2 separate regions of the Homo sapiens genome follow, and region 1 is linked to region 2. A link is an interaction called in ENCODE POLR2A ChIA-PET data of the cell type or tissue named here. Cell type or tissue: GM12878. All regions are shown on one strand. Each heading gives the region's core, and the rest is flanking DNA. Links, peaks and the distances in the headings are about the cores only.

Evidence for each region. ChIA-PET counts read pairs that join two places held together with the same protein. Peaks named below come from ENCODE experiments on the same cell type or tissue, not always from the same donor. Only the 100,000 strongest peaks of a DNase experiment are listed, where the experiment ranks them.
Region 1: POLR2A ChIA-PET joins it to region 2 with 6 read pairs; 8 of 35 experiments call an interaction of 5 or more read pairs at or near these places.

Annotation. Positions count from the first base shown.
Region 1 is chr17:8,894,167-8,910,353 of GRCh38, forward strand. It overlaps PIK3R5 (phosphoinositide-3-kinase regulatory subunit 5), which reads right to left. Exons shown (of 19, transcript NM_001142633.3): 3 at 14,908-15,008; 4 at 11,503-11,571; 5 at 10,611-10,749. LOC124903921 (a long non-coding RNA gene) reads left to right here and starts at 6,631. Exons shown (of 3, transcript XR_007065612.1): 1 at 6,631-6,734; 2 at 7,057-7,151; 3 at 8,112-8,150. It overlaps LOC124903920 (a long non-coding RNA gene), which reads left to right and starts at 3,020. Exons shown (of 3, transcript XR_007065611.1): 1 at 3,020-3,110; 2 at 3,255-3,420; 3 at 4,782-4,848. RefSeq lists enhancers at 695-764, 775-974, 6,505-6,624. In GM12878, for the core only: a CTCF peak has its summit at 7,221; a DNase peak (open chromatin) is centred at 6,745; H3K4me3 peaks cover 1,124 bases; H3K27ac peaks cover 2,405 bases.
Region 2 is chr17:8,841,984-8,858,170 of GRCh38, forward strand. It overlaps PIK3R6 (phosphoinositide-3-kinase regulatory subunit 6), which reads right to left. Exons shown (of 20, transcript NM_001010855.4): 2 at 7,799-7,902. The coding sequence starts at 7,811. Among named protein-coding and RNA genes, the nearest start is that of PIK3R6, 18 kb to the right of the region's middle. In GM12878, for the core only: no CTCF peak of the experiment used is centred there; a DNase peak (open chromatin) is centred at 7,952; H3K4me3 peaks cover 261 bases; H3K27ac peaks cover 3,246 bases.

The sequences.
Region 1 (16,187 bases), core at 6,056-11,055, 53 kb after region 2:
ATGATTCCCAGGCCCCACCATGGCTTGACCAACTTAAAGTTTCTCTCTTCAGAGACTGGGAGGCGGAGCATCGCAGGAGGCAGAACCTGGGCCCAGGAGGCTGCCCCGTCTTGTGCCGCAGGGCTACTCCTCGGTCCCTGCCGCTGCCCCCTCTCCCGGTCCGGGGTGCCTTCCCGCTATGCCAGGCACCTCTCAGCCCATCCACTTTGCCTTAGCTCCAGCCAGGCAGTGGGTTTCGAGTTTCCCCACCTGCACCTCCCCGTCTCTGCCTGGAGTCCGGGGATCGGGAAGGACTGTGGTCTGGCCTGGCGTCCTCCGTGCTCTGAGGCATCTGCATCCCAGGCTCCTCTCCCAGCCCGCATCCCCTTTCTCCCTGGCCCTTCCCCCTCTCTGTCTCCTCTGACTTCCAAATGCTGAGAAGAAACACACCAAAGGTTTTCCTTTTGTTTCTGCAGCTTGACTCTGTTGTGCACAGTAGTCGCTTTACAGTGTGCATTCAGTTCTGTTTCCACCATGACAAGGAGATGAAACAGAAAGCGGGAGTTCACTCCCTCACAGAGCAGGGGCTGGGGACCCAGCGGGGTGGGTCGCCTTCTTGTCATAGCTTGGAAATAGGCCCAGGGCAGTCCCCATCGAGAGCAGGGCCACTCTGAACTGGGACTGAGCTGGGAACCTGCAGGACGTCCCCTCAGAAGTGCAAGTCTCGGGGGCGGGGTAGGGCGGGGGTTGGGGTTTAAAGACAGCTATAAATAGAAAGGCTGTGAGGTTCCTTTAGTAAAAGGCAGAAAATTACCACATAATGCTCTTCTAACTTGGGACCTAATTGCTTTGATTTTTGGCCTTTTGCGTGATGTTTACTTTATGTAATCATCGCATATTTAGAAGTTAACGTTTGGTCCATTTTGCCAGATAAGTCCTTGACACAGTGGCTATTACATCAGGACTTGGGACACCATCTGGTGGCCACTCACGTGCATTACAGAGAAGAGATCCTCACCCGCTCTCCAACCACCTCTACATAATACCATAGCTACCATAGCGGAGACAAACAGATATTCCCCATCTCCCTGACCATAAAACACATAGATACGCAAAATCTTCTCTTGACCTTATTTCTCTTTTCTTTTACTGTTTAATGCTTTTAACATTAACCCACACCCCGCTGACCCCATTTCTTCACCGCCACTTCTGCCTCTGTTGACCAAGGACATCCAGGCGGTCATACTCCAGGAAGCAGTAGACTCTGACGTCGCTCTCCCTCCACATCAGCTTTCTTCCAACACGCCCAGCCATTGGCTTCCAACCCCTCTGCCCTCCTGACCCTGCTCTCCTGAAGCTTGGCAACATTTTCCCCGTCCCCATACCCAACGGCCCAACCTCATCCTCACGCTGCTTGAACTTTTGTTTTGGAGTGCTTGGTACTGTTGACAACCTTCTCCTTGAAGCTCCTTCGTCTCCTCTTGTCTCTAGGATGAGGAGCAGTCTCTAACATCTATATTCGTGTGCCTTAGTCTCATTTTAGGATTGTGCTACAGTTAGAATCAGAAGCTGCTTCGTATGAGCTACGTGGACTCCACGCGACTGTTGCTCTATGTGTCCCGTTGCTTTAATGGGGGATATTTAGGAGGATACCTGTGCCTCTTGGCACACTCTGACCCAGAGAGAGTGATTTTCAGAGTTGTTTGGCTGGTGCTGAATACCCAAGGTACCAACAGTTCCCAAGCAGAACCTATGATCATCAGATAAACTCCCGCCCTCACCCCCAAAACACCATCAACCCCCTTCCTTGGCCTCTCTTGGTAATGGACCTCCCTGCTTAGCATGGGGTGTGGGGTTTTGGGGTAATTAACTGGTGGGCTGGGGCCTGAGCTGGGAACACATTAGAAAAGACTGTGCAATGTGGAGGAGGCTTTGATAATATAAGCTTTTGTACAGACTGACTCCTTTGAGCCTGGCTTAGAGATTGTACTGCCGAGTCCCCATTTGCTGGTATGTGCTGTGAGGTTGGAAATATCTCCCAGCACCCTCCATGGGCTTGGTTTTCACAATGTTACCTGGTGATGCCAGGGAGGCCATGAATGCTAAGTGGGGTGTGCAATGTCAGTTTCGAGACCACCCTTAACTCCACCCTCCACTCCCCAAACAGGGAGGCTGCACTGGGGAGCCTCAGATCCACAGACACCTCTCTCCCTTTGATCTTAGATCACACCCTTTCTTGGTCACCTTAGCAGATGGAAACAACTTTCTGAGTTTAGCTTCTTAGATCAAGATTGGTGCAAGGGCTAAACAAAAATCTTGCCTGGGTTGTTCCTACGTCAGGCTCTAGCAAGTAAGAAATTGAGAGAAGTCACCCCATACAGGCGAAGAACGGGGTGAGTGGGCAGAACACACTCATAGTGAAGTTCAAACTCCTGGCCCAGGTGTCCAAGGCCCTTCGCCATTAAGCCTTGTTCACCCATCAAAGCTTCCACTCTTTTTCAAAGTTGCAAATAGATGGGGATCCTGCACAGAACAGCAGACTGTGAAGATCCAGGACACAGGAAAATCACTACATCTGCCATCAAGCAAGCACTGGTATTAATGACACACGGATAGACAGGTCCATGCTGAGGGTGATGTGGGTACTTGAGCCTGGGGGAGGCAGGGAGCAACCACATCTGACTCAGTTTCCTCCTACAAGGGGAACACCAAGATTCCACGGAATCAACAGGGTGGAAGCAGAGCCCGGCCCCAACGGCATTGCAATCTCCAAATGAGACTAGATCAGGTTTGGTTCTCCAGCAACTATGATTAATATCAACTCATGGTGGACAGTTTGACCTACCTCATACCCTGAAGCAAACACCAGGCACACCACTCCCCACAGCAGGGTTTCTCTTACACTTCCCTCCTCACTGGGGGTCCCATGTATAGCGCCTTCCTGCTCCCCATCCCCAGGGTCCTGGACTCCAGAGAGGCTGGAGGAATTGGGGACTCATGGCTGTGGGCCTCAGCAGGGCCTGGGCAGGAAGGTGAAGCACGGATTTCAGGTGAATAAACAAAGGAGAAGACATAACAAGGGAGGCTCGGAATCTCTGGCCACCGGGAGTCCAGGAGCAGAGAGGGGGAAGGTGAGAAGGAATGTGGCTAGAAAGCCAAGAGGAAAATACTGGGGGGAAGGAACCCACTGGGCAGGCCTTCATGCAGGCAGAGGAGATGTGAGTTCTTGGAATGAAAGGCCAGTGCCACCACAAGACATATGCTGCTCTGAACAGGTGCAGTGACCCCACGGAAACGCCTGTGGGATGAGGTCTCCAGCTTTGCAGAGCCACCGGGCTTGTGGGGGCGAACTGAGATGAGACCTTTCATAACACCCTTTCACCACCCTGGTGAGAGTCACCCTAACAGGACCAATCCAGGCCTTATGGGCTACTCTTACAAGTAAGTCATATGTGGCAGAGACTTCTAGGCATCTACTCAATATCCATTCCTCGTTTTTTTATGAGTGGGACACTGGGCATTGTACCCAGTTGATGAGTCAATTTCTCAACCTCCCTTGCAGAATGTGTTAGGTGCAACCCCCCTCACCTCCTTCTTTCTGTTAACTGGAATGTGGACATGATGGCCAGCACTCCAGCAGCCATCCTAGACCAAGAAGCAACCTTGAAGATGGTGACTTTTGCCAAGGATGGTGGAGTGGAAAGATGAGGGAAGGCTGGTCCAGGATGTTCATGGGGCCACCATGCCAATGCTGGCCTGCCTTCATACAGATTGTGTGTGTGTATGTGTGTGTGTGTGGTGTGTGTGTCTGTGTGTCTGTGTGTAAAAGAAAAATAGCCCCTGAGAGTTTAAGGCATAGTTGTTTGGGGCTTTCTGCTATAGGCAGCCAGCTCAGTCCTAACTGATCACACCGTGTGGTTTCTGGAACACCTGCCTCTACTCTTTTCCCTAAACCTCCCCCACCTACTAGTCAATGATGTTTGACATCCTTCAAGAGGTCTAACCTTTCATTCCATAACCAGAGACAAAAAGTATAAAATCCAAATGTCTGTGATCAGTAATGTCCCCAGAGAAATGTAACACCACTGAAGAACATTCTGAATTCACCTGCCACCCGCTGATAAGCAAAACTGACCTAACCCAGGTTTGTTCCCCATTTGATAGGAAGTCAAAGGGTATGAAGCCATATTAAGCAACCCAAAGGGAAAGGGGCAGGAGAAATTCCCCAAGGGGGAGAGCGTTTATAAAAAGACAGCCTGGGCAACCCAGGGTCATGCAGCCATCTGTCAGTGCCTCTTGGTAGAAACACAGCTTTATGCAAATGTGAAAAGGATGGGATATGACTTTTGGTATCAAAGAGATATGGGTTCAAGTGGTAGAGCTCTTGTCAGCTATGTGACCTGGGGCAAGTTACATAAATGTCGAGCCTTCAGTTTCAGCATCTGAAAAATGGGAATAATAGTAACTACCCAGGGAGGTGTTCTGAGGGTTAGATGGGACCAACCTATGACGGTGCTTCATATGCCATAAGCAACCCTGGCATCATTGCTGTCCTCCTCGTCATCATCATCAACGATAATTATAATCCTGCTTTTGACCAGGAGGCTCAGAGAGTCTAAGGAACTTGTCCAAGGTCATTAACTAATAAGTGACGAAGTGTAGGTCTCTGTCATACAAGGGTTCGTGTTCCCTCTTTCATACTTCACTTTGTAGCTTAAACAAGAAATACTGAACTTGGTCTTCTCAAAATCATTTCCCATTTTATAATGAGAAGAATATGACTTTTCCTTCTTCCCCTACAGGCAAGGTGCAATCCTTGAGGTCTGTGTGCTTTGAAAATTGCAGAGCGGTTTGCATGTAAGATGCCCCATGTCATCCCCCAGGTTTACAGGTAAATTCTTTGCAGGAAAGTATTGTGGTCGGCACAGCTATGCAGGCATAGAGTAAATATTCAATAAACATGTGGGCTGAGCCCAAGAGGGCTGTGGTGGGCAGGACCCAGTGGCACTGACGTGAGGTTTCCTGCTACCTCCAGAATTGAGGCACTGGGCGATCATACGGGGGTGGAGTCAGGAAGCAGGGGGAGGCCCCCAGCCTTGATAACAGGCCCACTTCCTCTGCCACCCAGCCACATCAAAGCAGGATAAACTGTTTCATTCATTTCCATGGCAACTGGGTCCCTAAGACTTCACGGGGGGAGGGCCCACCTCCCCACGTCCCTTCTCATTTCTCCCTGTGACTTTACCAGGACCTACCTTCTAAGCTAACACCACTGCAACCCTTACTGCCCCCAGCACTGTGAAATCAATTAGGCCAACATTAATCCTCACTAACTGCATTGACAGGGAGGCATTGCTATACACCCATTTTACAGATGAGGAAACGGAAGCTCACAAGCTAAACGTCTTGCTGAAGGCCCACAGTTAGTAAGTAGCAGACCCAGTATTTGCAAGTACAATGGTCTGGTCCCAAGGACTAGAAGCCACTAAGTTATTCAGCCTCTCCTTCAAGCATTCAAGTTCCCTGGCCTCCATCCTAGCTCTTTCTCCACTTAACTGGGGGTGGGAGGGACTCAGGAATTGGGCAGCAGGCCTGTTGAAAATCATAGGAAAGGCTGGGCGCGGTGGCTCATGCTTGTAATCCCAGCACTTTGGGAGGCCGAGGTGGGCGGCTCACAAGGTTAGGAGTTCGAGACCAGCCTGGCCAATATGGTGAAACCCCGTCTCTACTAAAAATACAAAAATTAGCCAGGCATGGTGGTGCACGCCTGTAGTCCCAGCTACTCGGGAAGCTGAGGCAGAAGAATCGCTTGAACCCAGGAGGCAGAGGTTGCAGTGAGCCGAGGTCGTGCCACTGCATTCCAGCCTGGGTGACAGAGCGAGATTCCATCTTAAAAAAAAAAAAATCGTGCGAAAGTATTTTTCAACAAGCTCATTTAAGGGTCATGTAGAAGGTAATTTTGTTTAACTATCTGTCATTAATTAGGGCTTAGGTTCTTTAAAATTGAAGGTTAACTGGTGGATGTGAGATAAGTTGCAAGAGATTTTTGTTCAATAGAAAAGATAACCTCAAAGGTTATGGTTTTATTCCCCTCTGTGATGTTAACTATTTGGTATCTAACTTTGAGTCTTACTCTAGCTTCCATGAGGAGCTCATCTCAGTTTCTTGGATCCTCCTTTAAGCCAGCTCTATCATCGTGCTGGTTTCCTCATTAATGAGCGGGCACAGGCTCACTGTATATTTACGTATGTGTGAGGTTTTGGAACTGTTTGAAAATGATTCCCCGAAACGAGGGAGAGTTGATGGTTTCCTATTTTGGTTCTGCTTTCCCTGGAAGAGGAGAGGTTCCTGCCATGGGTACTTGGCTTGAGCTGCCCTCTTGGGGCATCTGACTTCTCCTTGGTCACCAGGATATCTGAAGCTTCACATGGTCCCGGGAAGGATGTGGAGGAAAAGGCCATCAGCAGTGAGTGATGGTTCCAAGAGTCCCCCCTGCTCTGAGGCCAAAGGACCCTCATTCTACTTCCGGCTCCAGCTGCTGCCCTGCCTGGCCCTTGTGCTGCAGGCTTCACATGTTATCATTCCAGGGCCAGGGCCTCACCACCGCCAGCACCTCCGTGGCACATCTGCTTTCTGTGCTGCCCAGAACGGAGTTTCTACCCAGCCGCCTGCAAAAATATCTCAAGGCATAGCGTGCATTGAGCTGAGGAGGGACAGCCGGTTCTACTTGAAACTGGGAAGTGGTCTCCCCACAGGTAATCCCCTCCCCCAACCCCACAACTCTCTTATCCTTTTCAAAATAAAAAAGAATCATTTCGGTCTTTGGTGGAAACCCAACGCCCTGCCAAGACATTTGCATTTTAAATTCTTTCTCTGAGCGTACTCGAAAGGAAGAAAGGCATTGCCTCCTAGCAAAGGAACTTCAGTCACCAACCAGAAGCTCAGAAGGCATTCTGATCTGTTTGTTTTGGGGGACAGTGGGAGGGAGTGTGGGAGGGAATGAAGGAGTTTGACCTTAAACTGGCGTGTTCCTTTAGGGTTTGTTCCTTTAACTGGTTTGTTCCTTTCCTTGGGAAGCTGGGTTGGCAAACCCAGCTTTTACCTTTCAGAGTCCAGCGCCTCCTAAGGGTCTTCCTGATGTCCTAAATCTCCACCCAAGTCTCTACCATGAGGTGAGGACCTTGTTATAGGTAGACTTGGGGGTTGGCCATCCCTAGCTGTACTTGCTCTGCTCTTTGTAATGACAGACAGCTGACTGATGGGGGGGCAGGTAGATCAGCTGATTGGGCGAGGCACAGACAGGTCAGCTGACTGGGTGGGGCGCAGACAGATCAGGTAACTGGTTGGGTAGGAAAGTTATGAACACTTCCAAAGAAATTTACAAGCCAGTCTTGAGCTTTCTAGGGTCCATAAGTTGTTGGGGAATAAGATTTGGTACTTCTGTTCTGTGTGTGTTTAATGTGTAAGGTGAGAATTAAACGCTGCCAGTACTAAACAGGACCTGGTGCATGTATACATTAGAAAGAGAGAAAACAAAAATGGGATTATAACATACTTAGTATTGGGGGGACTGCTTTTTCGCTCAACTAGTTATTCAACATCTTTTGAGCTCAGTAACTATTTCTACAATATCATTTTTAATAATTGAATATCATTCCACCAAATGACTTTGCCGCAGTATACTCAACCATGTTCAATATTTAGGTTTTTTGGCATTGGTTGATTATTAGCAAGGATGCGTTGATGAACGTCTTTGTTTTGTAGCTACATCTTTGTACATCCATAGGGATTCATCAGGATAAAATTGAGGAATGGAATTGCTGGGTGAAAGGGTATGCTTTCTGATGCTTTAGCAAACACAGCCCCCCATTCCTCACCAGCGCTGGCATTTTTGTTCTTTCTTTTTAATTTTTGCCAATTTGATAGGGGGGGAAGAAGAGTCTTGCTCTTTAGTTTTGCATTTTCTTTATGAGTAGTGAGGGTGAATATTTTGGGGGGTTCTTTTTGATGTACTTGAATCATATTTATTCATATTTCCATAAGTGTATTTGCCTATTTCTTAATGGACTAAAAAAAAAACCTCTTCATGGGTTTGATATATTAATTTTTTTTTTTTTTTTTTTTTTTTTTAGATGGAGTCTCGCTTTGTCTGCAGGCTGGAGTGCAATGGCACGATCTTGACTCACTGCAACCTCTGCCTCCCAGGTTCAAGCGATTCTCTGCCTCAGCCTCCCGAGTAGCTGGGACTACAGGTGTATGCCACCACGCCCAAATAATTTTTGTATTTTTAGTAGAGACGGGTTTCACCATGTTGGCCAGGATGGTCTCGATCTCCAGACCTCATGATCTGCCCACCTCGGCCTCCCAAAATGCTGGGATTACAGGTCTGAGCCACAGCACTTGGCCTGATATATTAATTTTTATTGCAAATATTTTTCTCAGTTTGTCATTTACCTTTCACTCAAAGTGGGCTTGCCATATGAAAAGCTTTAAATTTTATGCTTTCATATCTGTTAGTCTTTTCCTTTATAATTTTTGCCCTGGGGAATATGTTTGGCAGCTCTTCTCCACTCCAGGCTAATACAACCTATTTTTCTTCTGTAGTTTTTGTGGTCTTGTCTTCTACACCTAAACCTTTAATGTATCTAAAAGTTATTTTTATGTTTGCATTAGAACTCTTAATTTTATTTTTTAGATAGAATTTTTTTTTTTTTTTGAGACAGAGTTTCGCTCTTGTTGCCCAGGCTGGAGTGCAATGGTGTGATCTCGGAGGCACTTGAACCTCCACCTCCTGGGTTCAAGTGATTCTCCTGCCTCAGCCTCCTGAGTAGCTGGGATTACAGGCTCATGCCACCACACTCAGCTAATTTTCTATTTTTAGTAGAGATGGGGTTTCACCATATTGGTCAGGCTGGTCTCGAACTCCTGACCTCAGGTGATCTGCCCGCCTTGGCGTCCCAAAGTGCTGGGATTACAGGCATGAGCCACCACACCTGGCCTTTTTAGATAGTCTTCTAACTCAATATTTTTTATGGTCTACCAATTATCCTGATATCATCTATGAAATGACTGATTTTTTCATCAGTAATTTGAGGATGCCACTTTGTCATATAATATAATTTTGTATATTTAATATATTTCTAGATATTACATCTTCTTCCATTATCTATCTATTCTTATACCCATAGTGTACTATTTTAATAACTATAGCCCTATAGTACCTTCAAAAAATGGAAATATTTCCTTCTTACTCTCCTTTAAAAATACATGAATGAATATATACTAAGTGCATAAATAAATCTTTCAAATAGATTTTTTTATTTTCTTTATATATAAATTTATTTATTTGTAAAATATTTATATATTATGTTTTTTAGTTTACATATATTTTATAAATTTTAAAAATATCTTGGTATTTTGATTGTGGTTACGTTTACTTTCCTAACACCTGGTCTCGTTACAATATTGATTCAACCCAGCAATACGATTCTTCAATTATTCATTCTTCAGCAAAGTTTGTTTTCTCTATATAGGTTATTAAAATTTCTTTTATTTTTTATTTTTAATTGCTATTGTAAATTTTTTAAAATTATGTTTTCTCACTGGTTAATGCTGGTTTATAAAAAAAGCTCTTAGCTACCTGTTTTCTAGTTCTGACAATTCTTTGTTCAGGGGATTCTCTCAGTCTCGACAGAAAACCAATTGTTTGAGCTCCAACTAATTAAAATTTCTCTTCTTCAGAAGAGAAAGTATTCTTTATTTTTGTCTTTTTGCATAGGCAAATACCTATAAGCCAAAAGAGGAAGATTATTGGCTCTAAAGAACATGCCTCTAGTATTTTACCTTGGGCTGTTGCCATATTAAAAGCACTTCTAGAGTAATCGTTTCCATATATTGAGGGGTTTTGAATATCAGGAATGATGATGAATTTTATGAAATATTTTAGAGGCATCTATTGAGATGCTTTTGCGAATTTATTCCTTTGAGTACTGATTCGCTGAGCCGCTTCTCAGTAAATCACACTTGCTAAGTTTTCTCCTGCACTACTGTAGCTTCCTTAGACCTGATTTGCATGTCTATGACAGCACCTGCAATTTCTGAAGAATTCTTACTTTTCAGACCCCACACATGAAAACTGAGTCCCGGGTCTTGTCCACATTTGTCACAGTGGTCATTGTTCCTAGTACCAGCCACCTTCCCCAACCCAAACTGCATCAACCCACACACACAATTACCTACTTGTTCCTGGGGCACAGAGAACATGCAAAGCCCTCTTGTCAGCATCCTGGGGGCTTCTCTGTCTGATCTGGGTAGCCTTGGAGACCCCTTGACTAACCAGATCAGAGGCACAGGCCAAGGTGGGGTCTCCTTGCCCTGAGTGCCTGCTCCTACTTCCCCTAACAATCCCTCCTCGAGTTACCTCCCATATTTACTTTCATCTTGTGTGGATTCAACCATCAGATGCTTGATGGTGCTGTGAAGAGGAGACTCCATGTTTGTGAACCAAGGCGTTGGCAGAGATGAATCAAAGGATGCAAGGTAAGGAGGGTCACAAAAAACAGTTTCAGAGGAGTTGGAAGCATTCTGACCTTCTGAGCCCTGTCCCCCGTGCCAGCTGCCTCAGTGCTTACCTGGGGCCTTGAGTTCAGCATCAATGAAGGTGAGCAGCTCCTGGCAGATGCTGCAGTAAGGAACAGGCCAGGTCAGGAACCGGTGGTAGGTGCTGGCTGCCTTCAGAAGGAGATCCGAGTCTGGTGGGAAGTGTGGTGTCTAGGATGGAGGCAGGCAACAAGCAAAGAGATCTAGGTGAGAAAAGGCTCAGATAGTCCCAGACAGCTTCTGCTCCCTTTCTGGAATATTCCACAAAAGACACACATTTCCTGGCCGCAGCGTGTCCCAGGACAAGGTCAGGTGGAACTGGAAGTTACTCACAGGGAGTGGGTTACAGATGGGCAAGATGGCACCCAGGGTGTCTCTACTGGGAGGGACTTGCTTTACCCAATGCTTGAGTGAGCCTCTCTGAAAGGCTGTCCCCTTACTGGTAAATGGTGCCATTGCTGACACTTGTTATGGATAATGGTCTTCAATGCCTAAACCACCTTTACTTAAATAGCCTCATTACAGGTAAATGTTTATTTTTTGAGGATGGATTCAGTCAGTGTACACATTTGATGCCCCCCTGTCTGGTGAATACAGGGGGTGATCACATTGGGTGAAACCGACTACTGGGGTGAAAAATGAGGTGGACATAGAATATCTCTTGTGGCCTGTGAACAGACAGTGACAGCAGTTCCAACATGGGAGCCCAGAGATGCCAGGCACCATGGCGGCCACATGGAGTCACCAGAAGCCTCTCATGGTGGCTGCTCTGAAGCCATCTAAGGGTTGAAACCCATTTCACATGCCGCTGCTTGACAGTTTCTCTCTCTGCTTATCTCCAGAGGTGTGAGGGCTCTGCCCCAGATAGAGGTCGCTCCTCCCCCTCCTCCCTCACCTCCAGCATCCTGGCCCACGTGGACTTACACAAAGAACAGTGGAATAGAAGAGCAGGGCCAGCGGGGTGAGCAGGTCGTAGGTGCCCTTCTCCTGGACCTGTGGAGAGGAGGAGAAGGGGAATGAGCCTCATTCACGGGGTCCAGGGCTCCCTGAGGCAGAATACAGTGGTTCTTCCTCATTCTAGCCTTTCTTTTTTTTTTTTTTTTAGGGGAAAATAGTGCAATCACATGACAAACATTTGGAAAATGGATGTAAACGAAAACACTTACAATTTCCCCTCCCAAACCCAACCACAGCTGTTTCAATGTCCCTCTTCTGATGCCATTTTTGCCCTATGTATTTTCTTTTCTTTGTTTTTAAATTTTATTTTAAGTTCTGGGATACATGTGCAGAACGGGCAGGTTTGTTACATAGGTATACATGTGCCATGGTGGTTTGCTGCACCCATCAACCTGTCATCTAGGTTTTAAGCCCCACATGCATTAGGTATTTGTCCTAATGCTCTCCCTCCCCTTGTCCCCCATCCCCGACAGGCCCCGGTGTGTGATGTCCCCTCCCTGTGTCCATGTGTTCTCATTGTTCAAATCCCACTTATGAGTGAGAACATGCGGTGTTTGGTTTTCTGTTCCTGTGTCTGCGAAGCTATAAGCTGTGTGTATATTTTTACTCCTAACGTATTTTACATATAGTATTATAAGTAAATTTCTGTTTTACTATACGGTCTCTAAGACCACCTTTTTTCCCTTCTGGTTATACATTTACCTGTTATTTGTGTTATAAATATTTTTTTCCAGTTGGTTGTTTGCCTTTTAATTTTATAAATATTTTTGATGTACAGAAATTACAGGTGTTGATTTTTCCTTCATGGATTTTTGCTTTTGCATGCAAGGATCATGTAAATATTCATATATACTTTCTTATCTTCTTTGAAGCTTCGTTTTCTGAAATTGAAATATTTAGTCTGGGCCCAGTGGCTCATGCTTGTAATCTCAACACTTTGGGAGGCCGAGGCAGGTGGATCACTTGAGGCCAGGAGTTCGAGACCAGCCTGACCAACATGGCAAAACCCCATCTGTACTAAAAATACAAAAATTAGCTGGGCACAGTGGCGCACACCTGTAATCCCAACTACTCGGGAGGCTGAGACTCTGTCTCCAAAAAAAAAGGAGAAATATTTAGTGCAACTAGAATTTCACCTGCTATATGGTGTCAGTTGGGGATCTCACTCTATCTTTTTCCAAATGTTTAGTCAATTTTCCCTAAGCCATTTAATAAATCTTATGATGTAATTGTATCATATATTAAATTTTATTTATGCCCTTGGATAATATCCATCATTTTTAGCTGCATTATACTCCTTCTGGTAGACCTCCATAACTTATTAGTTTCTTTTTCTTTTTTGAGATGGAGTCTCGCTCTGTCGCCAGGCTGGAGTGCAGTGGTGCAATATCGGCTCACTGCAACCTCCGCCTCCTGGGTTCAACCAATTCTTGTGCCTCAGCCTCCCAAGTAGGTGGGATTACAAGCACGTGCCACCATACCCAGCTAATTTTTGTATTTTTTTTTTTTTTAGTAGAGATGGGGTCTCACCATGTTGGCCAGGATGGTCTTGATCTCCAGACCTCATGATCCGCCCGCCTTGGCTTCCCAAAGTGCTGGGATTACAGGCGTGAGCCACCATGCCTGGCATCTTATTAGTTTCATTGTGGACATTCAAGATTATTTTCTTGGTATTTTACATATTTTGCAATGAACACTACTATGCAGCACATTCCTTTTTCCATAATTTGGATTATTAATCTAGAAAGGAGTTCAAGAAGTGGAGTCAACAGATCAAAGATTATCAACATGTTTATAGACTTTTATGACCTTTGAGACATATTGTCATATTGCTTTCCAAAAGGATTTTGCCATTTATACTATCTATATATATAAAAGTACGATTTTCACCATGCTTTTCCTGCATTGGTTTTTATCTTTTTTTAACAAAAAAAAAAAAAAAGAGAGAGAGAGAGAGAAATAGGGTCTTGCTCTGTCGCACAGGCTGGAGTGCAGTGGCACGATCTTGGCTCACTGCAGCCTTGACCTCCTGGGCTCAAGCAATCCTGCCTCAGCCTCCCAAGTAGCTGAGATTACAGGTGTGCACCACCACAACTGGCTAGTTTTTGTATTTTTTTGTAGAGACGAGGTCTTGCTATGTTGCCCAGGCTGGTCTTGAACTCCTGGGCTCAAGGATTTCTCCCACCTGAGTCTCTCAAAGTGCTTAGATTACAGGCACAAGCCACTGTACCTGGCCTTACCTTTTGTTTTTTAGCTAATTTGTTAGGCAAAGTTTGTCTCATTATGGTTTTAATTTGCATTTATTTTAGTATCGCTTTTTCATATTTGTTTACAACTTCTATTTCTCCTTTTGTGAACTGCCTCTCTGATACAACCTACCACACCACATGCACACATGTGCACACCACATGATTTAGAATTCATTGGTCAGAAGGTTTCTCGGTCCATTTTGGAACTCATGGGGGTTGGAGATACAGAGAAAGCCCCATCATGTCTTCTCTGCTAGATGAGCCCAGTAGGCTCAAATTTAGAATCTTCCTTCTCTTTATCCTTAATAGACAATGTGTCTACCAAGCCTTGCAGATCAGACCTTTCTATGAAACCCTCCTCTTTTGCTACACGGTGATCCAGACTTTCCATTTGGGTTTATATGTTATGCGCTCCAGAGGTGGTTCAGCTCTTCTGAGCTGGTTGGCTTATGATGAAGGAAAAAACTACCAGGTAAATAGTGGGGCCAGAACTGTAACCTTGGGCATCTTCTTACAGGGATAGGTAGCCGAGAGTGAAAGTGACATGTTTTCCAAATCACATGTATTTAAAATAATTAAAACACACACACACACACACACACACACACACACACACACACACAACCATAAAAGAGAATTCTTTACAAAAGAGCCCAAATCCTCTTTTGGGACTCACAGCTATTCTGGAACCCAAGCCCAGCTCAGCACTAAACCCATTCCTCTTCTTTGTCATGAAGCCATTGACTGAACTAAGAGAGGAGGCCTCAGTTTACCTTTCCGATCAGTTTTCTCTTTCCTGTCTTTGTTTTTATGGATCTTTTTGAGGAAAGGAATTGGGTAAAGTGTCTTCTCCCTTCCTAGTCTATATCTGGACTTATAAGCCATGTCTGTAGCTGAACTCAGGACCCTAGCTCGCGTATGATGTGTTCTTACTGAATGCACCCCCTTCTTAGAAACCTCTCATATGCAAGTGCTACCGAAACACAAAACTCACAGGTTCCCAGGGCCTTTGCCCAGCCCCTCTGGAGGTCCAGGCACCCAGGAATGATGTTCTCTGGGACCTATTTCTCCACTCTACGAGGCCGACCCCAGATCTGCCCTTCAATTCCTGACTCCCCCTCACCTCTCGGGTCTTCTGCAGGATCTGCTCAAGGAGGATAAGGAAGTGGCCCGGGTCCCTGCTGACCAGCTCCTGCAGGCTCCAGCAGTTCAGACACAGCCCAGCTGGAAAAGGAGAGAGAGGCAAGGGGTCAGTTCTGGTGTCTTCCAGTCACACTCAGGCAGGGGCTGTAAAGAAGGGGCATTTATGCTGGAACATTTTTCTGTGGTATTGCACTGGAACACTCTTTTTTTTTTTTGAGACAGAGTCTTGCTCTGTCGCCAGGCTGGAGTGCAGTGGTGCGATCTCAGCTCACTGCAACCTCTGCCTCCCGGGTTCAAGCGATTCCCCTGCCTCAGCCTCCCAAGTAGCTGGGATTACAGGCACGTGCCACCGCACCCAGCTAATTTTTGTATTTTAGTAGAGATGGGGTTTCACCATGTTGGCCAAGATGGTCTCGATCTCCTGACCTCGTGATCCGCCCGCCTCGGACTCCCAAAGTGCTGGGATTATAGGCGTGAGCCACTGCACCCGGCCTGGAACACTCCTTTCTAAAGTAAGTGAATCTAGGAGAAGATGCTGGATCAACACTCAACCCTACCATGCCCCATCAAGACATAATGACAAATTCCCTGTTCCTGCATATGCAAGAGACACAGGGATTGGAGATGCAGGCTGGGAAGCCCTTTAGAGGACAATGAGCTCACTATGACTCCGCTCCCTGTGGAAGCACCAGTTCTCCCACAACCTCTCCTGCCCTGGTTTCCTACAGTGGGTTCTGGTACCTATGAGTTGCAGGGAGGTTAGAACAGAGGCAGAAATTGCTGGAAGAATACAGAGAGGAGCCACGGTGAGTTCCATCCCAAGACGCAAGACTGAGTCTACAGCAGCCATGGAGCTTCCCAGGAATGGCAATGGAGCCCAGGAAGGGGAAGCTAAACGAGTTCTATTTTAAAAGCTGCCATGAGCACTTTGTCACTCTGTAACTTCCCCAGACTTTCTTATTTTGTCAGTCTCTGTTTCCCTGCAGTCAGCAAGGGTAAACCCCTAAAAATTAAAGCGACAGCCTGGGGCAGAGGAGCAGGGAGGGGCTGTGTGTATGTGTGTGTGGAGTGGGGAGTGAGAGCCGCAGGAGTGGAAATGGATTGAACTTGAACTTCGTGGAGCTCAAGCTCCAGGACCTCTCACGTGTACAGGCTCCTTCCAAAGTTCTAGAGGCTTCTAACAATGTGTCCATGTGGTCACAGGTTGTCAGAAAATTTGCAAAGGTCAGATATTTTTATATTCTTTTGCTTAACGATAGC
Region 2 (16,187 bases), core at 5,185-10,184:
TATTTGTTCCCCTGAGAACTGGTTGTTAAAAAGAGCCCGGCACCTTCCCCCTCTCTCTTGCTTCATCTCTCAGCATGTGATCTGTACACACTGGCTCCCCTTCCACCAGGAGTGGAAGTTTCCTGAGCCCTGAGCCCCTTATCAGAAGCAGATGCTGGCACCCTGCTTCTTGTACAGCCTGCAGAACGCTGAGCCAAATAAACCTCTTTTCTTTATAAATTACCCAGCTGCAGGTATTCCTTTATATTATAGCAATGCAAACAGACTAAGACAGCTGTGAAATCCATCACTTTCTGCTGAGCCACGCCTCCCAGCCAAAATACACGGTATGGTAGTGGTTCTAAAGCAGGACCTTCCCCAGGAGACGCTCAAGCTTCTCCAACTGCCCTGCTGAGCTTTTCTTGGACTCCCATCAGTCCAAGGCATTTCCACTGACCCTTCTTCCTTTTCTCCTTCATTTGGAGTCAGATTTGCACCAGGGTCTGACAGCTGCTCTCCCAGGTCCCTCTCCATTTCTGTCACACAAGTGTTTCCCCAAATAAATCCTTGAACTTGGTGTCTGCTTCTTGGCAGATCCAGACTCAGACAAGAAGTACGGGAAACACTCCTCACACAATAAATTCCTCTTTGCAATTAGCTCCCACCAAGAGTTTGCCATTATAGGTGAGTGTGTATTCTCCAGTTGTCAGACAACACAAACCACATGCCCCAAGGGTTCCTCTTTGACTGGGCTATCAGGAAACTTACGGTCAAATTGGGGCCCAGCCTCAAAAATTAGCTCATCTCATGTGACAGGGATCTCTCTTCTTGGCTCCTTTTTGGTCCTCCTGCTTTATATTCTATTTAATCTATATCTGAATTGCTTCAGATTCCTTTGGAAGTAAGTAGAATAGAGATAACAAATTTAAAAATCAGCAGATTGCAGTCCAAGAGTTAAAATATTTTTAGGCCAAGTCACCATAGGTGCTAGTGCTCATGGTCTGGCCCCTCCTCAGACCCATGCAAAGCCTACGGGGTCCACATCCCTGAAGCCCCCACTTGGCAAGGCCTGGTCCTGAATCTCCTCCAGGCTGAGAGTGGACAGGATACTACAGCCACATCTGCCCACCTGGTCCCTCTGCTGGGCAGAGCATCATCTCCCCAGACTGTTGAGGAAATCATTTAGCTCAGCATGAAGGTTGGTCACAGTCTTTCCTCCGTCTATGCATTTCCACCTTGCATGAAGATTTAATGAGTTAATGCAGGATGAGTTATTAGAAAATTAGCTGGTGCTAAGTCTTTTTTCTCTCTCCTCCCTCCTTCTCTCTCTCCCTCCCTTCCTTCCTTTCTTTTTTCCTTCCTTCTTCCTCTTTCTTATTCTGTCTTCCATTGTATATTTGCAAAGAAAGGCTGAAAACTGTGACAAATGTGATTTCCTCTCATTCCCCTCATCAGAAGCACAGCCAAGCCTTTGTCTTCTGAGCTTGGGTCCCCTTGCTTTGCAAGGGAAGTTGAATTTTTATGTTTCACAGAAAAATAGAGAAGTTGCCAGTAGCCCTGGGAGACCACTTCAAATAAATTTTGTTTTTGAATGTCTGGGTAGCTAAAACAAACTCTCAGGCTTTGGTCCACATCTGGCTTGCTATGTGTTTTGTTTGGGCTTGTATAGTGTCTTAAAAAAAAAAAGCAATGAATTAGCTGCCAACATTTACAAGTCAGGAGATTTTGCATAACGTTTGGGTTTCTGGCATCTCTCGAAAATCTGACAATCTGCTGACACCGAACCTGGATTCTTCTCACATGTGACAATCATAGGGGGTGGGGAGCAATTGCCCCCTTAGATAGGCACAGCTTCTCTAGGTCTTTGTAGTTCCCCATGCCTCGGTTTCACTCATTTATATCCTCTGCCTGGCCCCTGGAGGCACTGAGTCTGAGGCTCCTGGCAAGTTGATTGAGCCAATCAAGCTGGATTGTCTAAAAAGGTGCAGAAGAAGGTTGATGCTTTTAAAGAGGAGAGTGGCCCAGCCCAAGGGTGGAGGTTGGATTCCCTAAGACTGTGAACGCACAAGGGATATAGGGTTCCAGGGAATGAGGAAAATCAGACCGGCTGGGACAAAGCTTACCAGTGGCGGCAAAGGTCAGATGAAGGCCGCTAAGCACTGAGCCCTGTGCCTCTGATGCCACAGCAAAGGTCTCCTGAGCCATCTTCACCAGAGCACGAGAATGTCCCTCAAGGCAGGCTCTATCTCCCTCTGCACCTTGCAAGTCTGGCCAAGCAGTTCTGGTGGCTGTAGCCACCGTGGACTGGAGACGACAGACTTTTCCCACTACCCAGACTTTATAAACCCTGAGCTTCTCACAAACTCCCACGTAGGGGGAAGCACTCCAAGTGAATGATGCTAGAGTTCATCCTAACCTTGGAATATGAGAGGTTGAAGCTGGTTTTGATTTGATTAAATGGAAGAAAGAAATGGGATATTTCCTGTGACTCAAGTGGCTCAGCATTGTTCACATATGGTATGCAGGTCTAACATCCTTGATGACTCGAATAGTCAATAGATAAATGGCATCCATTATTATTATCCTCCTCTGCATCCAGGAATGTGGGATATTACTAATTAGGTATTAATATTATTATTAATATTAAACTTTTTTTATTTAAAATTTTTTTAACTTTTATTTTAGGTTCAGGAGGTACATGTGCAGGTTTGTTACCCGGATATATTGCTTGATGCTGAGGTTTGTAGTATGGATGATCACATCACCTAGGTACTATGAGTACTGTTACTAATAATAGTACTACTCATATGAGTAGTACTAGTACCCACACTAACTAGTTTTTCAACTCTTGCCCCTTTCCCTCCCTCCCCATTCTAGTAGCCCCCAGTTTCTATTGTTGCCATCTTTGTGTCCATGAGTACCCAAAGTTTAGCTCCCACCTATAAGTGAGAACATGCAGTATTTGGCTTTCTGTTCCTACATTAATTTGCTTAGTGTAATAGCTTCCAGCTCCATCCATATTGCAACGAAGGATATGATTTCGTTCTTTTTTATGGCTGCATAGTATTCCATGTTGTATATGTAACACATTTTCTTTATCCAGTCTGTTGTTGACAGGCACCTAAGTAGATGCCACATTTTTGCTTTTGTGAATAGTGCTGCAATGAACGTGCAAGTGCATGGGTCTTTTTGATAGAATGATTTGTTTTTGGGGGGATATATACCCAGTAGTGGGATTGCTGGGTCGAATGGTAGCTCTGTTTTAAGTTCTTTGTGAAATCTCCAAACTGCTTTCCACAGTGGCTGAACTAGTTTACATTCTCACCAACAGTGTATAAGCATTCCCTTTACTCCACAGCCTTGCCAGCATCTGTTGTTTTTTGACTTTTTACTAGTAGCCATTCTGACTGGTGTGAGATGGTTTTGATTTGCATGTCTCTGATAATTAGTAACGTAGAGCATTTTTCCATATTTGTTGGCTGCTTGTATGTCTTCTTTTGAGAAGTGTCTGTTCATGTCTTTTACCCATTTTTTAAGTGGGGTTATTTGTTTTTTGCTTAATCAGTTGTGTAAATTCCTTATATATTCTGGATATTAGACCTCTGTTGGAATGCATACTTTGTGAATATTTTCTCCCATTCTGTAGGTTGTCTGTTTACTCTGTTGATAATTTATTTTGCTGTGCAAAAGCTCTTTAGTGTAGGCCAGGCACGGTGGCTCATGCCTGTAATCCCAGCACTTTGGGAGGCAGAGGGGGGCAGATCACTTGAGGCCAGGAGTTCGAGACTAGCCTGGCTAACACGGCAAAATCCTGTCTCTACTAAAAATACAAAAATTAGCTAGGCGTAATGATGATCCCAGCTACACAGGAAGCTGAGGCACGAGAATCGCTTAAACCTGGGGGGTGGAGATTGCAGTGAGCTGAGATTACGCCACTGCACTCCAGCCTGGGCAACAGAGCGAGACTATGTCTCAAAAAATCAAAACAAAACAAAAAGAAGCTTTTTAGTGTAATTAGGTCTCAATTGTCGATTTTTGTTTTTGTTGCAATTGCTTTTGAGGACTTAGTCATAAATTCTTTCAAAAGATTGATGTCTAGAATGGTGTTGCCTAGGATTCATATAGTTTGAGGTCTTACATTTAAATCTTTCATCTATCTTGAGTTAATTTTTGTATATGGGGAAGGGTAGTGGTTCAGTTTCATTCTTCTGCATATGGCTAGCCAGTTATCCCAGTACCATTTATTGAATAGAAAGTCCTTTCCCCATTGCTTATGTTTGTCAACTTTGTCAAAGATCAGGTGGCTGTAGGTATGTAGCTTTATTTCTGGATTCTCTATTGTGTTCCATTGTTTATATGTCTATTTTTATACTAGTACCATGCTGTTTTTGTTACTGTAGCCTTGTAGTAGAGTCTGAAGTTAGGTAATGTGATGCCTCCAGCTTGGTTCTTTTTACTTAGGATTGCTTTGGCTATTTGGGCCCTTTTTTGGTTCCATATAAATTTTAGAATAGTTTTTTTCTAGTTCTGTGAAAAATGACATTGGTAGTTTGATAGGAATAGTGTTGAATCTGCAGATTGCTTTGGGCGGTATGGACATTTTAACAATATTGATTCTTCCAATCCGTGACCATTGGAATAGTTTTCCATTTGTTTGTGTCATCTATAATTTCTTTTTAGCAGTGCTTTGTACTTCTGCTTGTAAAGATCTTTCACCTCCTTGGATATCTGACATTTAAACAGCACTTGAAAGGCATACACACAGAGAATCTTCCATAGGTATGGTAAGGTGATGCTATGTGCTCACCAGACCAAGTTCATTTTTGTCACCAAGAGACAGCAAGACTACATTTCCCAAACTCCCCTGCAGTTAGATAATAGCCATGTGACTGCATTCTGGCCAATGGAATGTGGTGGAAGTGATTAAGTCCCTTGTAGGCCTGTGTTCCCTGCACTGTCCTCCATACTCCTCTTCCCTTTCCACAAGAGGGAATAAGTCTCATTGCCTGCTTGAAGCCCAAATTGGACTGTGGTGAGAGTGAGAATAAGCATGTGTTGTCTTAATCCTCTGACATTTGGGGCCATTTGCTAAAGCAGCTACTATTCTCTGACTGACTCATGGATATGTAAAGTGTTTTCCAGTGTCTTATCTCACTTGATTCTGACAAGCACCCTGTGAGTTTGGCAGGACAAATACTGTTCTCCCTGTTTGATAGATTCCAGGTCTAGAGCCCTTACCTTTGTCACATATTGCCTCTCCAACCACAGAAAGTCACACCTAGAGGGCCCCCAGTACCCAGATGCACCTCCTCCAGCCTACACCTGATCCTCCTTACCCCTATGCAGTATAAAGGCTCAGATTGTTTGGAAAACCTTTGCAATCTTACTCCTGTTTGCAGGCATGGCAAAATAACAATAGCCTTAGTGCCTCTGAAATATTGCTCTTTTGCATACCCTGAAATAAATATTTTACTTCTCAGGTACCCCTCTTCTTAACTGTAGGATGGGAGGACTCCAAGAGCTGTGGGAAGGTGGAGAGTGTTAAAAACAATCACAGGCCAGGTACAGTGGCTCACGCCTGTAATCCCAGCACTTTGGGAGGCCGAGGCAGGTGTATCACCTGAGGTCAGGAGTTCGAGACCAGCCTGGGCAACACGGTGAAACCCCGTCTCTACTAAAAATACAAAAAAAATAGCCGGACATGGTGGTGCATGCCTGTAATCCCAGCTACTTGGGAGGTTGAGGCTGGAGAATCGCTTGAACCTGGGAGGTGGAAGTTGCAGTCAGCCGAGATGGTGTCATTGCACTCCAGCCTGGGTGGCAGAGAGAGACTCTGTCTCAAAAAAAAAAAAAATCATAATGTGGAAAGACAACTGCAGTCCTGGTCATCCTGATTTGGGGATGTTTCCTTTTATCCACTGGATCTGGGAATCATCTGCCACACCTTTGGAGGGGGAAGTCAGTGGTTTCACCTGCCCAGCATCCCTCCCTGCTTATTGCAGTCTTGGTGGGACTGTGACCCAGGTGCCTACTTAGCTTCAGCCTTGGTGTGGGCACAGGACCAAGCTGCCCAAGGACTGATACTCTCTGTCTCTGTCTCTCTCAGACAGCCTTTTTCAGAGAATGGCCAGGAGGGAAGGACGCCTGGTGTGCTCTCCAAGGACACTGTCTATCTCTCTCCGTCCTTTTGGCAGGGCTACCCTTCCCCTGCCCTTTCTGGTGTCTGGTGCTTCAGCTTTTCCTTTGATGCTTGGCCACATTTTTAAAAAATGAAATTGGCCACATCAGTTTCTATTGCTTATATATAATAAACCTTTATTGGTGCACCTCTTTTCCTAAAAGACAGCATGGCATGTATTTATTGTTATAAAGTGAGTGCAAAGTAAGTTGGTTTTGAAATACCTTGATGTGTCACTTAACTACGGCGATATGTTCCGAGAAATATGTCACGGGGCAATTTCATCATTGTATGAATATCACAGAGTGCACTTACACAAACCTACACAGCATAGCCTACTACACACCTAGGCTACAAACCTACACAGCGTGTGACTGCACTGAGTACTGTAGGCAGTTGTCACACAATGGTATCTGTGTGTCTAAACATATCTAAACATAGAAAAGGTACAGTAAAAATATGGTACTCTCTTATGGGACCGCTGCTGTTTATAAGGCTCGTCGTTGACCAAAACATTGCCAATATGCAGTGCCTGACTGTATTTAGGAGATTTTCACAGAGCTTCCCCATTCCGAGCCTCCCACCCCAAACCCCAGCTGGTTACAGATGACCCAGAATATTGTAACACCAGGATTCACTGGGGTTGCCTGACTCCATGGAGCTACTTCTGATTGGACGAGGCTCTCTGAGGATGGATGGATGGTTGGATGGATGGATGTCAAAAGAATTTATGCCATAGGAATATTAGCAACCGAGCAGCTGACCCTGCCTAGGGGATGCCCTTCCCTTCCCCAGGAGATGGATCTTTAGGGGAATTAGAGTCTCAGCGTGGTGGCCTAAGGTGTGATCTTTGACTTTCCGGGTGACCAATAGATGACACACATCTTGGTGGGGGTTGGTCATCTTTCCCTGTTGTCCCAAGTTGACTTAGGGTAAGAGTCCAGGCTTTGAAAATCAGCCGGACTAGGCCCCACTTTCTGGCTTTGCCACTTACTAGCTGTGTGGCTTTGAGCAAATTATATAACCTCTCCAAGCCTCAGTTTACCTCTCAGAAAAATGAGGATAATCATCGTGCTAGCCCCACCTCACAGAATCCTTCTGGCATTTTTGCGAAGCAATCCATACTGAAATCATTAAGCCTAGACACTGGAGCTAGACTATTGGGTTCCACTCCTGATTTGACCACTCAATAGCTATGTGACTGGGGGAAAAGTACCTGCCCCTGGCATGCCTCCATTTCCCCTCCTGTAAAACGAGAGTAATAATACCTGTCTTAGGAGGTTAACCAAGACTAAATGAGTTCATATTTGTCAAGTGCTTTTATCCCTCCTCAATCCATTGTAAGTGCTATATAGGTTTTTGTTAAATAGTCACAAGTATTTGGCAATCAATCTTGGCTATTCTTGTCATTATTCCCATTGTCAAGCTCAGTGTCCAGCGAGCAGTTGGAGCCTTGTGCAAGTGTGTAGATGTCCAACTCTCAAGATGTTCTTACATTTAGGCAGGATCCCTGAATTGGGGTCTTGCAGCCTGTCTATGTGCAGGGGGTCCTGCCAGCCCTAGAGGCATCCTCACCCATGAGAAGGGCCTTCCCCACTCGGCAGCAGGCTCACTAGACCCCTTTCCCCCCACCACACTGACCTGAGCTCTCCATGGGAGCCTTTGGGTGTAGGAGGAGGAGGATGTGGTTGTCTCGGGCAGCAGAATAGAGAACAAGGTGGTTGCTTTTCTGCACAGAGGTGGTTCTGCAAAATAAGAGGTAGTTAATTAGTGGAAGCAGTGGGAAGGTGCAGAAAGCACCTTGGGAAATGGAGAAGCTCCTAAGGGACCTAGGCTTCTAGCACACTGGGGGGAAGTCTAGATGTATTTAAGAAAACTTATGACTGGGTGCAGTGGCTCATGCCTGTAATCCCAGCACGTTGGGAGGCCAAGGCGGGTGGATCACTTGAGGTCAGGAGTTCGAGACCAGCCCAACAAACATGGTGAAACCCCGTCTCTACTAAAAATACAAAAAATTAGCTGGGCATGGTGGCAGGTGCCTGTAATTCCAGCTACTCAGGAGGCTGAGGCAGGAGAATCGCCTGAACCTGGGAGGCGGATGTTGCAGTGAGCTGAGATGGTGCCATTGCACTCCAGCCTGGGCAAGGGTGAGACTGGCTCAAAAAAAAAAAAAAAAGAAAGAAAAAAGAGAAAACTTATATAGTGCTTACTATGTGCCAGGCATCACTCTTCTAAGCACTTAAGAAATGCCAACTTTTTAATATTAATATTAAGCTTATGAGGCAGGTTCTATCTCTCCCCCCTCCCCAGTTCTGCAGATGGGGAAACTGAAACACAGAGAGGGTAAATAGCTATTCAAAGTTAAATAGCTAGTAAGCAAGGAATGAGGACTTGGAACTCAGACCGTCTGGCTCTAGAGCCCTCCCTTAAGCATGACCTCTGTCTGCTCCACTGTGACCCCAGTGGGAGGTCCTCCCAGAGTCTGCTCCCCAGAGCGATAAACCCAATGACTAGAACGCAGAGGAACTCCAAATAAACCTAAGAGATTGTTTTTGGAGAGAAAACAAGCGAACAAACAAACAAACGTATAACTGGGAAAGCTAATCTAAAAAGAGATAACGAAGAGACAATATTAGAAATGATAAATGTCATATATATATTTCTTTATACCAAAAAAGAAAATCTGAGTCCCCTGTGTCGCACATGGTTTTCTAGGACAATAAAAATGACTCAAAAGGCTCTAGAAGAGTTAGAAAAACTGCTTATATTTGTAACCAGTGAGGAAATAGAGACAGTTGTCAAAGAACTAGCTCTAAGAGAGTGGTGTCTGGCTCAGATAGTTCTTCTGATAAGTTTTTTCAAACCTACAAAGAAAATATCTACGTTATTTAATCTGCTCCAAAGCATGGAGAAAGAAGAGAAGATTCTCAGTTTATTGGACAAGGCCAGCTTCACCTTGATACCAAAATCTAATAAAGGTAGTTAAAAAAAAAATGGATCACGCACTTCACACCCATTGGAATGACCATTTTAGATATACAGAAAAAAAAAACAAAAACAAAAAAACAAAAAACCGGCCGGGCACGATGGTTCACTCCTGTAATCCCAGCATTTTGGGAGGCCGAGGCGGGCAGATCACGAGGTCAGGAGATGGAGATCATCCTGGCTAACATGGTGAAACCCTGTCTCTACTAAAAATACAAAAATTAGCCGGGCGTGGTGGTGGGCGCCTGTAGTCCCAGCTACTTGGGAGGCTGGGGCAGGAGAATGGCGTGAACCCCGGGAGGCGGAGCTTGCAGTGAGCCGAGATCGCGCCACTGCACTCCAGCCTGGGCGACAGAGTGAGACTCCGTCCCAAAACAAAACAAAACAAAACAAACCAACCAAACAAAAAACCACAAAATAACAAGCATTGGCAAGGATGTGGAGAAATTGGATTTGTTTGGAGTCCCCCTGCTTTCCAGTCATTGAGTTTATTGCTCTGGGGCGCAGACTCTGGGAGGATGTGGTGCATTGCTGGTGGGAATTCAACATGGCATCGCCGCTGTGGAAAATCGTATGGCATGTTCTTCAAAAAGTCAAGCATAGAATTATCACATGATCTAACAATTTCACTTTTAGGTAAAGACCCAAACGAATTGAAAACAGGAACTCAAACAGATACTTGCACACCAATATTAATAGAAGCATTATTCAAAACAGCAAAATGGTAGAAGCAACTCAAATGTCCATCAACAGAGAAGCAATGAACAGATAAACAAAATATGATTTATACATAGAGTGGAAAGTTATTCAGCCTTAAAAAGGAATGAAATTCAGATATATGCTGCATCATGGATGAACCTTGAGAACATTATGCTGAGTGAAGTAAGTCAGTCATAAAAGGACAAATATTGTATAATTCCACTAATATTAGATACCTAGAATAGGCAAATTCACAGAGGCAGAGACAGCAAGTATGACAGAGGTTACCAGGGACTGGGGAAGGGATGAAAGGGAAGTTACTGTTTAATGGGTACAGAGTCTCTGTTTGGAATGATGAGAAGGTTCTGGAAATGGATAGCAGTAATGGTTGCTCAATATTGTGAATGTACTTAATGCCATTGAATTATATACTTAAAAATGGTTAAGATGGTAAATTTTACATATCCATATTTTACCAAAATAGCAAACTAGACCACACTTACATGCAAATATCGATATAACATTTAAAAGTAGATATCAACTCATTGAATTCAGCAATGGATTGTAATTATAATGTACTACAATTTCAGCCTACTGACAATCATAGAAATGAATATTAAAATGAGAGTGGCAGGCCAGGTGCGGTGGCTCACACCTGTAATCCCAGCACTTGGGGAGGCCGAGGTGGGCGGATCATGAGGTCAAGAGTTCGAGACCAGCCTGACCAACGTGGTGAAACCCCGTCTCTACTAAAAAATAAAAAAATTAGCCAGGTGTGGTGGCGTGTGCCTGTAATCCCAGCTACTTGGGAGGCTGAGGTAGGAGAATCACTTGAACCTGGGAGGTGGAGGTTGTAGTGAGTCAAGATGTCGCTACTGCACTCCAGCCTGGGTGACAGAGGGAGACTCTGTCTCAAAAAAAAAAAAAAAGAGAGAGAGTGGCAAAAATTATGACAAAAGATAATGACATCCAGTATTGGCAAGGATAGGATATGAGAAAATTTCCAGTCATACATAGTTGGTGAGAAGAGAAATTAGTATAGCCTTTCTGGGTGATTGCTGGACAATATTTATCAAAATTCAAAATATTCATACTTTTTTGTCTAAGCAATTCGACCTTTAAAAACCTATCTGAAGGGAAATATTGGACAAATGGATAAATGATATGTACAACAGCATTCATTAAAACATTGTTAACAATAGAGTACAACCAGAAAAAAAAAATAAAGGCACAATTATAGAGTACCAAGTAAATAAATTAATCTGTGCAACAAAATACTATGCAGTTATAAAATTATGGTGTACATCTGTATTGGCTGAATTCGGAAGATACAATACCATTTACAATAGCTCCAAATTTTTTTTTTAAATAAATATTTAGGTGGGGCGCAGTAGCTCACGCCTGTAATCCCAGCACTTTGGGAGGCCGAGGGGGGCAGATCACAGGATCAGCAGATGGAGACCATCCTGGCTAACATGGTGAAACCCCGTCTCTACTAAAAATACAAAAAATTAGCCAGGGGTGGTGGCGGGTGCCTGTAGTCCCAGCTACTCGGGAGGCTGAGGCAGGAGAATGGTGTGAACTCGGGCAGTGGAGCTTGCAGTGAGCCGAGATTGTGCCACTGCACTCCAGCCTGGGTGACAGAGCAAGACTCCATCTCAAAAAAAAAAAAAAATAATAATAATAATAATAAAATAATAAATAAATATTTAGAGATAAATCTAACAAAACGTGCAGGAGCCATATGATGAAAACTATGAAATGCTAATTAGATAAATCACAGAAGACCTAAATAAATGGAGAGAAATACTGTGTTCATTGTTTGGAAGACCCAGTATAGTTAAGATGTCAATTCTCAGCCAGGCACAGTGGCTCACATCTGTAATCCCGGCACTTTGGGAGGCCAAGGGGGGCAGGTCACGAGGCCAGGAGATCAAGACCATCCTGGCTAACATGATGAAACCCTGTCTCTACTAAAAATGGAAAAAATTAGCTGGGTGTGGTGGCATGCGCCTGTAGTCCCAGCTACTCGGGAGGCTGAGGCAGGAGAATCGTTTGAACCCAGGAGGCGGAGGTTGCAGTGAGCTGAGATCATGCCACTGTACTCTAGCCTGGTGACAGAGAGAGACTCCGTCTGAAAAAAAAAAAAAAAAGTCAATTCTCTCCAAAATCATTTACATATTTAAGGTAATTCCAATAAAAATACCAGCAGGATTTTTTTTTGTAGATACATATAAGTCAATTCTAAAGTTTATAGGGAAAGGCAGAGGAATTGGATTAGCCAAACAGTTTTGAAAATGAATAATGCCTGAGAACTCACACTCCTTTATTTTTATTTTTTTTTGAAACGGAGTCTTGCTCTGTCGCCAGGCTGGAGTGCGATGCGTGATCTTGGCTCACTGCAACCTCCGCCTCCTGGGTTCAAGCAATTCTCCTGCTTCAGCCTCCCAGGTAGCTGGGACTACAGGCACACGCCACCATGCCCAGGTAATTTTTGTATTTTTAGTAGAGACAGGGTTTCACTATGTTGGCCAGGCTGGTCTTGAACTCCTGACCTCGTTATCCTCCCGCCTCGGTCTCCCAAAGTGCTGGGATTACAGGTGTGAGCCACCACGCTCAGCTTCGCACTCCTTATTTTAAGAATTACTATAAAGTTATTAGTGAAGGGCTAGACACATAAATCAATGGAACAGAACGAAGAGTTCGGAAGCAGGCCCACACAGATATGGCTAATTGATTTTTGATAAAGTTGTAAAGGCAAGTCAATGGAGAAAGGAGTCTTTTCAACAAATGGTGATGGAACAATTGATCATCGATATGCAAAACAAGAAGCAAAACCTTGACGTAAATTCCAGACCTTACACAAAAATAAACTAAAAGTGGACATAGATTTGAATGTAAAATTCAAAACAATAAACTTTTAGAAGAAAGCATAGGAAAAAATCCTTGTAACCTCATGTGAAGGAAGAAGTTTTTAGATACAATACCAAAGCATGATCCATAAGAGGAAAAACATGACAAATTAGACTTCATCAAAATTTAAAACTTTGGTTTTATGACAGATACCTTTAACAAAATGAAAAAACGGGCCGGGCACAGTGGCTCACACCTGTAATCCCAACATTTGGGAGGCCAAGGTGGGTGGATCACCTGAGGTCAGGAGTTCAAGACTAGCCTGGCCAATATAGTGAAACCCCATTTCTACTAAAAATACAAACATTAGTTGGCTGTGGTGGCTCATGCCTGTAATCCCAGTTACTCAGGAGGCTGAGGCAGGAGAATCACTTGAACCCGGGCAGCAGAGGTTGTAGTGAGCTGAGATCGTGCCACTGGACTCTAGCCTGGGTGACAGAGCGAGACTCCATCTCAGAAACAAAACAAAACAAAACAAAACAAAACAAAACAACAATAAAATAAAATAAAATAATAAAATAAAATGAAGAAGCAAAGTATAGACCTAGAGAAAATATTTGCAAATCACATCTGACAAAGAAAAAAAAAAGAAAACTAGGATAAATAAATAACTCTCAAAATTCAACAGTAAGAAAACAAATAATACTCCCCAAATGGGCAAAAGATCTAAATAAATACTTTACTAAAAAAGATATGTGGATGGCAAATAAACACATTAAAAAAATGCTCAATGCTATCAGCAGTTTGGGAAAGGCAGATGAAAACCATGAGATCTCACTATATGCCTATTAGAATGACTAAGATTTTAAAATGAGCAATAGAAAGTGCTGGAGAGCACACGGAGGAACTGAAATTCTCTCTTTTTAAAAATTATACTTTAAGTTCTGGGATACATGTGCAGAACGTGCAGGTTTGTTACATTGGTATACACGTGCCATGGTGGTTTGCTGCACCCATCAACCCGTCAGGAGGAATTGGAATTCTCATACGTTACTGGTGAGAATGCAAAATGGCACAGCCGTTCTGGAAAACAGTTTGACAATTTCTCATAAAGTTATGCGTCACTTACTGTATGATCCCGTAATCCCTAGCTTTTTCCTCCAGAGAAATAAAAACTTATGTTCACACAAACACCTGCTCATGGATATATATAGCAGCTCTATTCAGAATGGCCCCAAACTGGAAACAACACAAATGCCTTCAGTGGGTACGTGAATGAGCAAACTGTGATACACCCACACAGCAGAATCCTCGGCATTAAAAAGAGAACTACGTGCAACGACACGCGTGAATCTCAGAGACATGCTGAGTAAAGGCAGCCAGGCGCTAAATCCTGCATGCCGTATGGTTCCATTTATATGACATTCTAGAAACGAAAATAAAAACTACAGGGTCAGAAAATAGGTCAGTGTCAGATAAAGGAGTCTTTATCTCTTTTTTAGTCAAACTTTTAATTCTGAGATAACTGTAAATTCCCATGCAGTGGCAAGAAATAGCACAGAGTTTCTGGGTACCCTTTACCCAGTTTCCCCCCAGTGATAACATCTTGCAAACAATGTTACTGTATCAAAATCAAGATATTGGTCAGGCGTGGTGGCTCACGCCTATAATCCCAACACTTTGGGATGGTGAGGCAGGTGGATCACTTGAGGTCAGGAGTTCGAGACCAGGCTGGCCAAAATGGTGGAACCACGTCTCTAATAAAAATACAAAAATTAGCCAGGCATGGTGGCAGGTGCCTGTAATCCCAGCTACCCGGGAGGCTGAAGCAGGAGAATCGCTTGAACCCAGGAGATGGAGTTTGCAGTGAGCTGAGGTCTTACCACTGCACTCCAGCCTGGGTGAAAGAGTGAAACTCCATCTCAAAAACAAACAAACAAAAAACCCCAGGATGTTGATGTCGATACATTTTATTCCGATTTCCCCAGTTTCACCTGTACTTGTGTGTGTGTCAGTCTCTTACCTTTTAATGATACACACTAAACTACAAAAAAAGTGATATTACTTACCCATAAACAGTGGGGTCACAGGTAATTTTTAATACATTTCTACATTTTCTGATTTCTTAATCTTAAGTATATTTGACCTTATTTTTTACTGTGTAACAGATGGCACACACAAAAGAAGAGAGCTAATATATTATGTTCAGGGACATAGTAATTACATGAACATCTGGGAGCCCGCCAGTCAATTTAAGAACGTTGTGCTGTGGGTTTAACGTAACCTTTGCACACCCCTGCCTGGAGCACCCTTCCCCCAGCTTTCCCCACAGCTGGCTCCCCCTCGACATTCAGGTCTTGTTGTCAATGTCACTGCCTCAGAGGCCTTTCCTGAACATCCTGTCCAAAATAGCCCTCCCTGTCACACTCTAGCACACTCTGATTTTATTCATAGCATTTATCAGTATGGAAATTTTTCCTGTCAGGCTTAGTTTTCTTGGCTAGTCATTAGAATGCGAACTCGGCAAATACTGGGATGGGGCGTGTCTCCTTCACTGCAGCATGTCCAGCATCTAGGGCAGCAGCCACTCAGTGGACAATGAATACCTATTTTAGATAAATATTTGATGAATGAATGAAAGTGAAGAATATTGCCAAAAGCCACGTGGCCATGAAGGATAGAACCAGGGCTAGAGCCCAGATCTCAACCTGGGGCGTGGGGTCATGGCCACTTCCCCTGACGTCCGCATGCCTTCCTTTCCCCTCTGTAAACCTCACAGAACCCCCCTCTGTCTTTGTGAAATAAAATGAACACAAACTTCTGTCTGGGGCGGCCTGGGTTAATAATGAACACGGGGCAGCCTCGAAAGAAAAGAAATCTCACAGATAAAGACTAAAAGAGAAGTGTAAGATACCAGGAATTTTTGTGGCAAATGGAGAGTGCTTCTGGGCTGATTTTTAATTGAAAGTAAAATTCCCCTTTGGGAGGCTGAGGCAGGCGGATCACAAGATCAGGGATCGAGACCATCCTAGCTAACATGGTGAAACCCCGTCTCTACTAAAAATACAAAAAATTAGCTGGGTGTGGCGGCAGGTGCCAGTAATCCCAGCTACTTGGGAGGCTGAGGCAGGAGAATCGCTTGAATCCGGGAGGCAGAGGTTGCAGTGAGCTGCAATCGTGCCACTGCACACCAGCCTGGGCAACAAGAGTGAAACTCTGTCTCAAAAAAAAAAAAAAAAAAGGGAAAGTAAAATTCTAAGAAACTTTACCAGTAACTGTCAGAAAGCCTCCCTATTCATTTGCTCATTCCTTCATTCACTCACGCATTCACTCATCAAACATTTATTCAGCGTTTCTATATATTTGTGCAGGTGCTGCTTCCTTGCTCCTCCCACAGGAGACCTTTGTGGTCGATTTCCTGTCCTTTGGGGCTGCTGACCACACCAGTGTGGGGGAAGAGCCCCCAGGGGATGAGCTTGCACGTAGACAGGAA